Linked DNA regions of Homo sapiens: region 2 is linked to region 1. The links are chromatin loops, found by intact Hi-C in ENCODE. Cell type or tissue: endothelial cell of umbilical vein. All regions are shown on one strand.

Region 1 (5,000 bases):
TGATTTATATTCCTTTGGGTATGTACCCAGTAATGGGATCGCTGGGTCAAATGGTATTTCTGGTTCTAGATCCTTGAGGAATCACCACACTGTCTTCCACAATGGTTGAACTAATTTACATTGCCACCAACAGTGTAAAAGCGTTCCTATTGCTCCACAGCCTTGCCAGCATCTGTCATTTCTTGAGTTTTTAATACTTGCCATTCTGACTGGTGTGAGATGGTATCTAATTGTGGTTTTGATTTGCATTTCTCTCAGAGTTAATTAATAAATTAAGTGATGTAACTAGTGTAGAATATGTAGCACACAGTAATCACTATATAAACGGTAGCCCTCCGCACCATATACTCACAATGACCATCCAAGGAATTATTATTAATCATATTTTTAATATTAACAGATAAAGAAAAGGCTCAGGGAGGGTTAGTGACTCATCCAAGGGCCTCACAGTGAACAGAACTGACATTGTAACCCAGGAATTCTGACTCCAAGCCAAGGCCTTTTTCTGTTACATCATAGCTGCCTCTACTTCTGCACAGTTGGCTCTATATTAACCAATGACCTTTAATATTGTCCTACTTGCAGCTCAGCTCTGGGCTAGGCACTGTGGAAACTGCAAACAGTCACTGCAGAGAACTTGCTATGGGCCCCATTGTCCAGATGCCAAGCAGGAGTCAAGGAAAGGAATCTTAAGCAGGGCTCTTTGAGGTGGGTATAACAATTGTCATTACAACAATGGAAAACTTGACTCAGAAAGGGAGTTGCGGCCAGGTGTGGTGGCTCACGCCTGTAACCCAGCACTTTGGGAGGCCGAGGTAGGTGGATCACCTGAGTTCAGGAGTTCGAGACCAGCCTGACCAACACGGTGAAACCCCATCTCTACTAAAAATACAAAATTAGCTGGCCATGGTGGTGTGTGCCTGTAATCCCAGCTACTTGGGAAGCTGAGGCAGGAGAATCACTTGAACCCGAGAGGCAGAGATTGCAGTGAACTGAAATCACACCATTGCACTCCAGCCTGGGCCATAAGAGCAAAACTCCATCTCAAAAAAAGAAAGGGAGTTGTTTTGTCTTAGGTCACATGGCTGGGGACACTGATCTGTTTGACTCCGACGTTTGGCCACCTCGAAACATAAGAGCCAGTCCCTGCTTCAAGGATGTGAGAGTCTAATCACGGAAGATGGGTGTAAATGGAATAAAACCCCAGGTCGGGGGACTTTGGGAACGCCCTTGTAGTTTAAATACTAATTGTGAGAACTAACTGGTATGGACCGATAAGACCACACAATTCAGGAAGAAATAAATATCAGAAATAGAGCATTTAAAATTGAGATTTGAGAAGAGACTTGAGATAACACTAAGCTTTGTATTCTCGGGCAGGATAGGAAAGAAAAATGCAGAAAAACACATTGAATTTTTGAACAGACACGCCTGCATTCTAACCCCAGCTATGCTGTTTGGAACCTCTGAGACCTTGGTCCCTGTGCTAGCTCTGGGCTCTGTTGTAGGATCAGATAATGTATTTGAGGATGCCTAGTGTGCAGTAAATGCTCTACGGGTGTCACCCAGTAGGAACAGAGACAGAGTGGGGAGTTCGTAACAGGTGAGGGTGCTGATGAAGGCATTTATGGGCCAGGTTGGGGAAGGATAGCTGCAATGCTTTGTTAACACCAAATAGAAAGGGGCCTAAATGCCAGAAAAGGAAGGGGCTGCCCTTCCCCCTGCAGACCACGGGGCCCCACAAAGCTGCATAGCGGAGCCATATAATCAAAAGGATGCTCCCAGGGGGTTAATGTTGCAGCAGTGGGCCAGATATACCGCATGCAGGCAAAAGAGAAAAATAAAAGAAGAAAAAACCAGCATGAGTCAATAAAGAAGTATCGTAACTTGCTTCTGATCAGAAAGGACCAGTTTTGAGTTTTTCAGCCAGACCTGTATATCCTGCTGGGTGAGTGTTTTTCTTCTCTCTGCTGGACAACAGACAAAAAGGCACGGGGAGACTGAAAGCTGAGTGGGATCATTCCTCTTAAGAATTCTTACAGCAGCCAGATAAGAGGCCAATTCCGTCAGGGAGAGAGAGAATGCGAGGTGGAGGGCCCTGGTGGGAAGATGGGCTGTTGTTGCCGGTCCGGCACCCTTACCCTGGCAGCGGCCTGCGCTGTAATACTCCGAGGCATCCACCCTCACTGCCCCCAGGGGACTGTCCTTTTTGACTTCACGTGGTTCTGGAGGGCTGTGGGTCCATAGGCTGGCTTACCCCTAGCTCACAAGGCCCGGCCGATCCTAATGACCTCCACCCACCCTCTCGGACACTGAGCGCCCCCACCGCCCAGCCGGCCCACTCTGGGCCAGTAATTCATTCTCCCGAGCTCATCCCAGCCTCTGGGCCGGTAGTTCATTCTCCCGAGCTCATCCCAGCCTCTGGGCCGGTAGTTCATTCTCCCGAGCTCATCCCAGCCTCTGGGCCGGTAGTTCATTCTCCCGAGCTCATCCCAGCCGGGCGGAAGGAGCGCCGCCCGCGCTCTCTGGGTCTGAACTGCCGGCCGACAGCTCCCTCTTGTGGAGAAAACGGTTTGAGGCCGCAAAGAGTGAGCGAGAGACGGAGGCAGAGATTCCAGGCGGCAAGGCGGGCCAGAGAAACGATCAGCACGGCCAACAGACGACCCACAAAATGGGAGAAAATATTCGCAAAGCGCGCATCCGACAAAGGTCGAAGATCCACAATCTATAAGGAACTTAAATAAACTAACAAGTAAAAAAATAACACCATTAAAAAGTGGGCGAAGGATGTGAACAGCTACTTTTCAAAAGAAGACACACCCGCGGTAAACAAGCATGTGAAAGAATGTTCATCGCTAATCATTAAAGAAATGCAAATTAAAACCACAATGAGATACCATCCCACACCAGCCAGAATGGCTATTATTAAAAAGTCAAAAAATAACAGAGGCTGTACACCAAACTGCCCCCAACACAGTTTACCTATGTAAAAACCTGCACATGGGCCCAGACCTAAAACCAAAGTTAAAAAAATAATAATAAGATAATATAAAAATACTCAAAAAAGAGAGAAAGTGAAGAGGACAAGGAAAAAGAGAAGGATGGAAGGAGAAGGAAAGTGAGGGGGAAAAGGAAAGGGAAAGGAGGAGGAGGATCTGTTTGACCCCGTGTAAGGGCCTGTCCTGACCCCATGTAAGGGTCTGTCCTGACCCCGTGTAAGGGCCTGCCCTGACCCTACGTAAGGCCGTGCATGGACCCTCTTTTCCAGCTGAATTCAGAATTCTGGCCTCTGTTTAAAGTTGCCATCCAGAAACTTTCAACTGTGCCAGTCTTGATTAATAGCCTTTCTAGAAGGCACTTTGGTGCTCAGCAGTCCTTAACCTCTGCCATTTCTTGCAGTCAAGTGTTAAGGTGGAGAACTTTCAACATCAAGAATGCATGGAATTAGGGAAGGGGAGTCCCACCCTTTCTTCTTGGGGAGGGTGTGGAGGAAGGCGTGAGAAGTGGAGTCTGGGGGCGAATGTGTGAGAGTTGTATCACCAGCTGCGGGTATCCTTCCTTCCTTCACCATCATCCAATGCCGCCCTGAGTCTCTGACCCTCCCCAGCCGTGCTGCCCACAGGGGATGTCCAGAGGGGCTGGGCCAGAGGCTGTACCCACCTTTCCCCTGCCTGCGCACCTGGGCTTGCAGGGTGACGTTGGCCTTGAGTGGGGGCTGCTCATCGTGGACCACCCAGCAAGCAAACTCACGCTCCTCCAGCGTGGCCTCTGCCTGCCACGTGTGCTCCAGAGAGTATGTCCCATCTGGATTTCTGGTGGCCTGAGGGGACGAGGGGACACCAGGGTCTGGATCATGCTCCTGTTCTCCATCCAGGTGAGTCGCAGGTGGGCGGGATAGAAGTGGAGGACGTGGCAGGTGAGATTCACTCTGTCTTGCACATGTACATGGGTCCCAGAGGTTTCAGTGGTGATCTTCAGGGTGGGGACAACTAGACAGAGGAATAGGAAGTAAGACCTGGTGAAATCAGCCCCTGCCTGTGGCCACCCATGCTTCCCTCTCCCAGGGAACAGCCTCAAGGTCTCTCGCCTTTTTTTAAAGAAATATTTTTTTCTTGTATGCGTAATGTAAAGCAAATAGGGCTAAATGTTAATATTCATTAAATATGGGTAAGGGTACCTGGGTGTCTGCTATATTCTGTATTTTTGAAATATTTCATATCAGAAAATATAATTTTAAGAATTAGTAAAAGGTGATGCCCATGACGACAGGGACTTTATTTTGCTCGTTGCTGCATCCCCAGCACTGAGCACAGGGTCTGGCATACAGTGGATATTCATTATTATTAAATGAATAATAAACATTTAAAAAAAAAACTGTAACAATGACATTAATAGAACAAAGATGTTTAGAAAGGGAGTCTGGGACCAGATAATAACAAGATCAAACATTCGTAAGTAAGTCACTGCATGCCAGGCACTGTTATGTGTGTTTTATAAGGAATAATTCATTTAATCTTCACAGGACAGCTATGAAGTAGGTCCTCATTTTTTTCCTGTTATATAAAGAAACTGGTATTAAATAGTCAAGTAACTCACAAGATCCCACAAGTTGTAAAGTGGCACAGCTAGGATTAAAACCCAGACAGCGAGCCCCTGGAACCTGCGCTTATAACCACAATACACATGATCAGAAATCCATGAGGAATTTCATTTCCCCATTTATGAAATGAGGCTTTGGGCAAAAACCCTGAAAGCTGGATGCTTCCAGGGTTAATGTCCACCCCACCTGACTGCCCATTCACCTCAGAGCACTTGGGAGAGATTCATGGTTGTTTTCAGGGGCTCTGCCAGGGCCCTGTGGGTGACTTCGCAGGTGATCTCAGATGAGACATCCTGTCGGGTCAGTGTCACCCATGCCTTGCTGGTGATGAAGTCATTGCCTCCATTGTCAGGCACCAGGCGCTGAGCTGAGGCTGGATGTTCATCACTGTCCTTCAACC
Region 2 (5,000 bases), 270 kb before region 1:
TTGTATGTTTTGTACTGACATATTTTGATTCTCTTTTCAATTCTGTTTGTGTATACAGACAGTACCTGAATGTAAGCCCAGCATAAGATAAAAAGTTCCTATGATTTACAATGGGGTTATGGTTTCTACTAAATGTGTATTATTTTGCATAATTGTAGAGTTGAAAATTTGTAAGTTGAACATAAGTCAGGGACAGTATGCTGTGTTGCCAGCATCAAATGCAATTTTGACTTACAATATTTTTGACTTCTGATGGGTTTATTCTTATGTTATCCCATCATAAGTTGAAGAGCATTGGTATTCTATTCATATTTTATTTGTCATCACCATTGCAACTACACAAAGAGACTTAAAGTTATAGCAAGATATTTTAAACCGATAACAACTTAACTTAAATTGCATATAAAAACTCTACTTCTTTACTTCTCTGCCCTCTTTATGTTACTGTAACAAAACAAATTACCTCTTTTTATATTGTGTATTCATCAACATAGATTTTTAGTTACTTCCCATGCTTTCGCTTTTAAAATTCTATACCAAATTCAAAAGTGATTTATACAGCTATGTTACAATACTTCCAGATTTTATATTTGTCTCTATGTTTATGTTTACCTGGTAGATTTATACTTTTGTATGGCTTTGTGTTGCCATTCATCATCTTTTCATTTCAACTTGAAGGATTCCTTTCAGCACTTCTTTCAGGGCAGGTCTAATGGTGATGAATTCCCTCAGTTTTGTTTATCCAGGAAAGTCTTCATTTCCCCTTCATTTTGAAGGCAGTTTAGTACTATATAGTATTCTTTGTTGGCAGTTATTTTTTCTCTCATCACATCCCACTCCTTCTAGCCTACAAGGGTTCTGTTGAGACTTTAGCTGATGATTTAATAGGAGCTCCTTTGTATGTGACAAGTTGCTTTTCTCTTGCTGCTTTCAAGATTCACTCTTTGTCATTTTTTTTTTAAAACAAAGTTTCCCTCTGTCACCCAGGCTGGAGTGCAGTGGCGTGATCACATCTTGCTGTAGCCACAAATTCCTGGGCTCAAGTGATCCTCCCACTTCAGCCTCTTTTCTATTTTTGACAGTTTAATTGTGTCTTAGTGTAAATGCTGTTAGATTCGTCCTGGTTGGAGCTTGTTGAGCTTTTTGAATTTGTATGTCTACTTTTTCCCTCAGATTAGAAAAATTTCCAGCCATCATTTTTTTTAAAAGTCTCTGTGGTGCCTTCTCTTTTTCTTGTCTGTCTTAGATTCTCATAGTGTGTAGGTTGTTCCATAATGTTACACATAGTGTCCCATAAGTTTCTTATGCTCCTTTTACTTTTCTTAGTTCTTTTTTTCTCCTTTGCTTCAGTAATTTCAAAACTCCTGTCTTTGAATTTGCTGATTCTTTCTTCTCTTGGTAACATCTGTTCCTAAGCCCCTCTAGTGGATTTTTAAATTTAGTTATTGTATTCTGCAGTTCCAGAATTTCTGTGTGGTTCTTCTTCATAGCTTCTATCTCTTTTTTGATATTTTCTTTTTGTTCATCCATTGTTTTCCTGATTTCATTTAGTTGTCTGTCTGTACTCTCTTTTAATTCATTGAAAATTCTTATGATTATTATTTTGCATTTTTTTGGTCAGATAATTCGTGTATTTTTTTGGGGTCAGTTTCTAGAGATGTAATGTGTTTCTTTGAATAGGCCATGTTTTCCTGTCCCTTTATATGTCTTCTTATCTTCTCTTGGTACTTTGGCATTTGAAAACTCAGCTACCCCGTGCAGTCTTTGTGGTCTGGTTTTCTACAGGGAGGACTTTCTCCAATCAGCCTGGCTAGAGAATCTGGAGACCTGTCAACCCTTCTCTGGGAATGCACCCTTTTGGGACTTAGTGTGTAATCACGTAACGGAAGAGGTCTTTCTATTGAAGCGCTCCCTCTAGTGTCTGCCTATGATGCTGCGGTCTGGCTGGTGCTGCAGTAAGCCACGGTACTGAAGTTCCACCTAGTTTCTGTCTGTGATACTGCAGACTGATGCTAGAACAAACTAATAGCTCCACCTATTATTTATCTGTGATACTGCATATTTTGGTGCTAGACCAAGTCATGTTGATCATCTTCGTTTTCAGTGGCCTCAAACCTGGTCCTCATTCCCGTCAGCATTTAAATTCAGGCAAGATGGAAACTAGTCCTTTGGCAGCACCCCAAAAAGTCAAAATATTGGATCAATGTTCCACTCCTTTCCCCTCCCAAAGAGAAGTCAGGAGTTGGGGTTTCTTCCCAGTTTGCATGATTATTAATGCTACTGAGCACCTTATAATATTTAACAAAGTTTTTTTTTTTTCCCAATAAAATAGTGCACTTTCTCAGGGCCATGCTGGGTACTTTCATTAAATTAATACTTCATTTTTTACTTCACTACTCAACGTAGCTGAGCAGTTTCCAGTGTACAACACAGTGACACAGGTTTCCCTTGTCCAGGACTTAGAAATTGGAGCTAGATCCCTCCGTCTTGCTCCTTGGATCTATCTTCCACCCCAGGTCCTATGTAGCCCGGCTCCACTTGGAGTGGGATTTCTTTCAATCACCCTGGTTGTATACCCTGGTCAAGGTCAGCCTTAGTCTTAGGTCTTTTATCAGTAAGGAAGCAAGTCCTCTTCTGTCCGATTTTCTACGTGATGTAATTGATCTGAGCTGTGCTGTTTCGTGAGCATTTATCTGGTAGTCTCCCAACATCCCGGGAAGCAACACCTCCCTAAAGCAGCCTGAACACCTGGATTCCGACTATTTTTTGTGTCTGTTAAATATTTTTAGGCTTCCTTTTGACATGCCTATGTATGCAGCGCTTTTGTTCTCACCAAATATTCAGGCATCATTATTTCGGCAGCAGAATGTCTAGCTAGGAAGGACCTAAACGCCTTCCCCACACCGTGTGTGTGTGTGTGTGTGTGTGAGAGAGAGAGAGAGAGAGAGAGAGAGGGAGAGAGATACGTGTGTTATGGCGAGTGTGTGTTATAGAGAGGGAAAGAGAGATAAATGTGTTATAGCTGCAGTGGAGCAGAAAGACCTCTGCTTCTGGTCAGGGGGATCTGGGTTTAAATCCTGCCCTTGGCCTGATGAGGTGGCAAGAATATGGGCAAGTCATAAATCACCCCAGCCTTAGTCCTTAGTTTCCCCTTTCCTCTGCTCCAGAGGTGGCAGTGAGAGAAAAGAAGAATGGAAGAGCAAGGTGGAAAATAGCCAAGAAGCCCACCATCACTCATATTGAATGAGAGATTGCAATTTTTATTACCTGAATAATAGGTACCATTACTGCCTCTTAGGAGGAATAATTTGGCAGATTTGAAAGGGCAGTGGTGAAGAAGAATGAAGCAGCTTTCTGCTTCAACCCTACTGAGTCCAGCTTGTTCAATAAACTGGGTACAGGGACAGGAACACAAAGGGAGACTGTTCAACAAGTTTGGGTAAACTTGACTTGGAAAGAAATTGGGGAAGGTTGTTGTTATTTTGTATGGGCTTTTCCTTTCTCGCTCGTCTTGGTCTGCCATGTTAGTAGCCTTTGGGTTCAGCCTCCCAGCACCTTGTTCTGTGTGCTTTATCCTATACACAGGAGCATCCCACAAGTAGGGTTGGCAGTAAAGTTGGCCAGGGGCCACCGATGTGGGTGGACTGGATGTGGCCAGTCATGGTGCCTGGGGCCTCAGGCTCTGTTAACTGGATTTATCCTAAGAAGGGAGGGGCAGGGCAGGAGAGTGCTTGGAGCCAGAGAGAAGATAGAGAATTTCAACCCTGTTACTCAGAAGAGGTGAAGCAAAGGGCAGCTCTTTCTTCACTTTCCCTCCCTGGAACCTGGTAATGACACATGACAATGCTCCACATCAGAGAATGCATCTTTCAGGAGCCAGGGAAATGGTAGACATTGATCAGCCCTGGGTTTGAGGCCAGAACAAGCACACAAACTCCTTCTTACTATCCAGTATTCATTGCTACCTTCCCAAAGAGTGATTTTCATAAATATTGTGATAACTTCTAGCCACAGATCATGGGACAAGCTATTAGAGCTGGCAGGACTAAGGAATGTTCTCTGCAGCCCTAGACCTAGGGGCTCTCTCTTCTTTCTCCCCCTCTGTCTCCTGCTGTCTATTCATCCTTCTCTTCATTTCTGCTCTCACCCCAATATGAGAGATTGTAGGGTGTAGTCACTGATTCATTCAACAAATATTAGCATGCGCTATGTACCAGAACTATTCTTGGTGCTTAGGATACATCAGTGAATAAGGCAGACAAAACTCACTGTCCTTATTAACTGAAGTACACATCCCAATTGGGGAGGCAGGCAATACACAATAATAAATAAAGTAAATAAGTAAATGATATAGTATCTTAGAAAGTGATAAGGCCTGTGGAAAGAAATATAGACCAGGGAAAGGGGGTTGGGGTAAGCAGGTGGTGAGGGGCTGTGAGGGCCAAGGTAAGAACTTTGGCTTTACTTGCAGTGAGATGAGCAGCTGTAGCAAGTTTTGGGAAGAGGTGGGACATGATCTGGCCTTTGTTTGAAAGGATTCCTATGCTGGCTATAGGGAGACCAGTGAGGGGCTAATGGCAGCAATCCAGGAACGAGAGGATGAAGGGTGAAATCTGGCAATGGGGATAGTGAGAAATAGTCAGATTCTGAATATATTTTAAAGCTAATGTAATTTCCTGACATAAAGGGAGCGGGATAAGAGAGGAGAGGAATCAAGCATACCTCCTAGGTTTTTGGCTCATCAGCTGGAGAGATGGAGTTCTTATCAGCCGAAATGGGGGAGTCTGTGGGTGGAGCAGAGTTTTGGGGGATAAGCAGAAGGCCAGATTTTGGGATGTAAGCTTTGAGATATTATTGGGCAGACAAATGGAGCTGTTGAGTAGACAGATGGACATGAAATTCATGGGGGAAGTCCCAGCTGGAGAAATAAATTTGAGTCCTTGAGCTATATTTCAATGATATATAAGGCCATTGGACTGGACAAAAGTATCAGAAGAGAG

What was found. Peaks named below come from ENCODE experiments on the same cell type or tissue, not always from the same donor. Only the 100,000 strongest peaks of a DNase experiment are listed, where the experiment ranks them.
Region 2: it touches region 1 in a loop (7-fold over the local background); 22 of 110 quality-filtered maps call a loop at or near these places.

The regions. Positions count from the first base shown.
Region 1 is chr20:1,774,860-1,779,859 of GRCh38, forward strand. It overlaps the pseudogene LOC100289473. Among named protein-coding and RNA genes, the nearest start is that of SIRPA, 120 kb to the right of the region's middle. In endothelial cell of umbilical vein, a CTCF peak has its summit at 2,561 (motif pointing left); a DNase peak (open chromatin) is centred at 2,582; H3K4me3 peaks cover 733 bases; H3K27ac peaks cover 517 bases.
Region 2 is chr20:1,501,872-1,506,871 of GRCh38, forward strand. No RefSeq gene overlaps it. Among named protein-coding and RNA genes, the nearest start is that of SIRPB2, 13 kb to the left of the region's middle. In endothelial cell of umbilical vein, a CTCF peak has its summit at 1,950 (motif pointing left); a DNase peak (open chromatin) is centred at 1,930; H3K27me3 peaks cover 345 bases.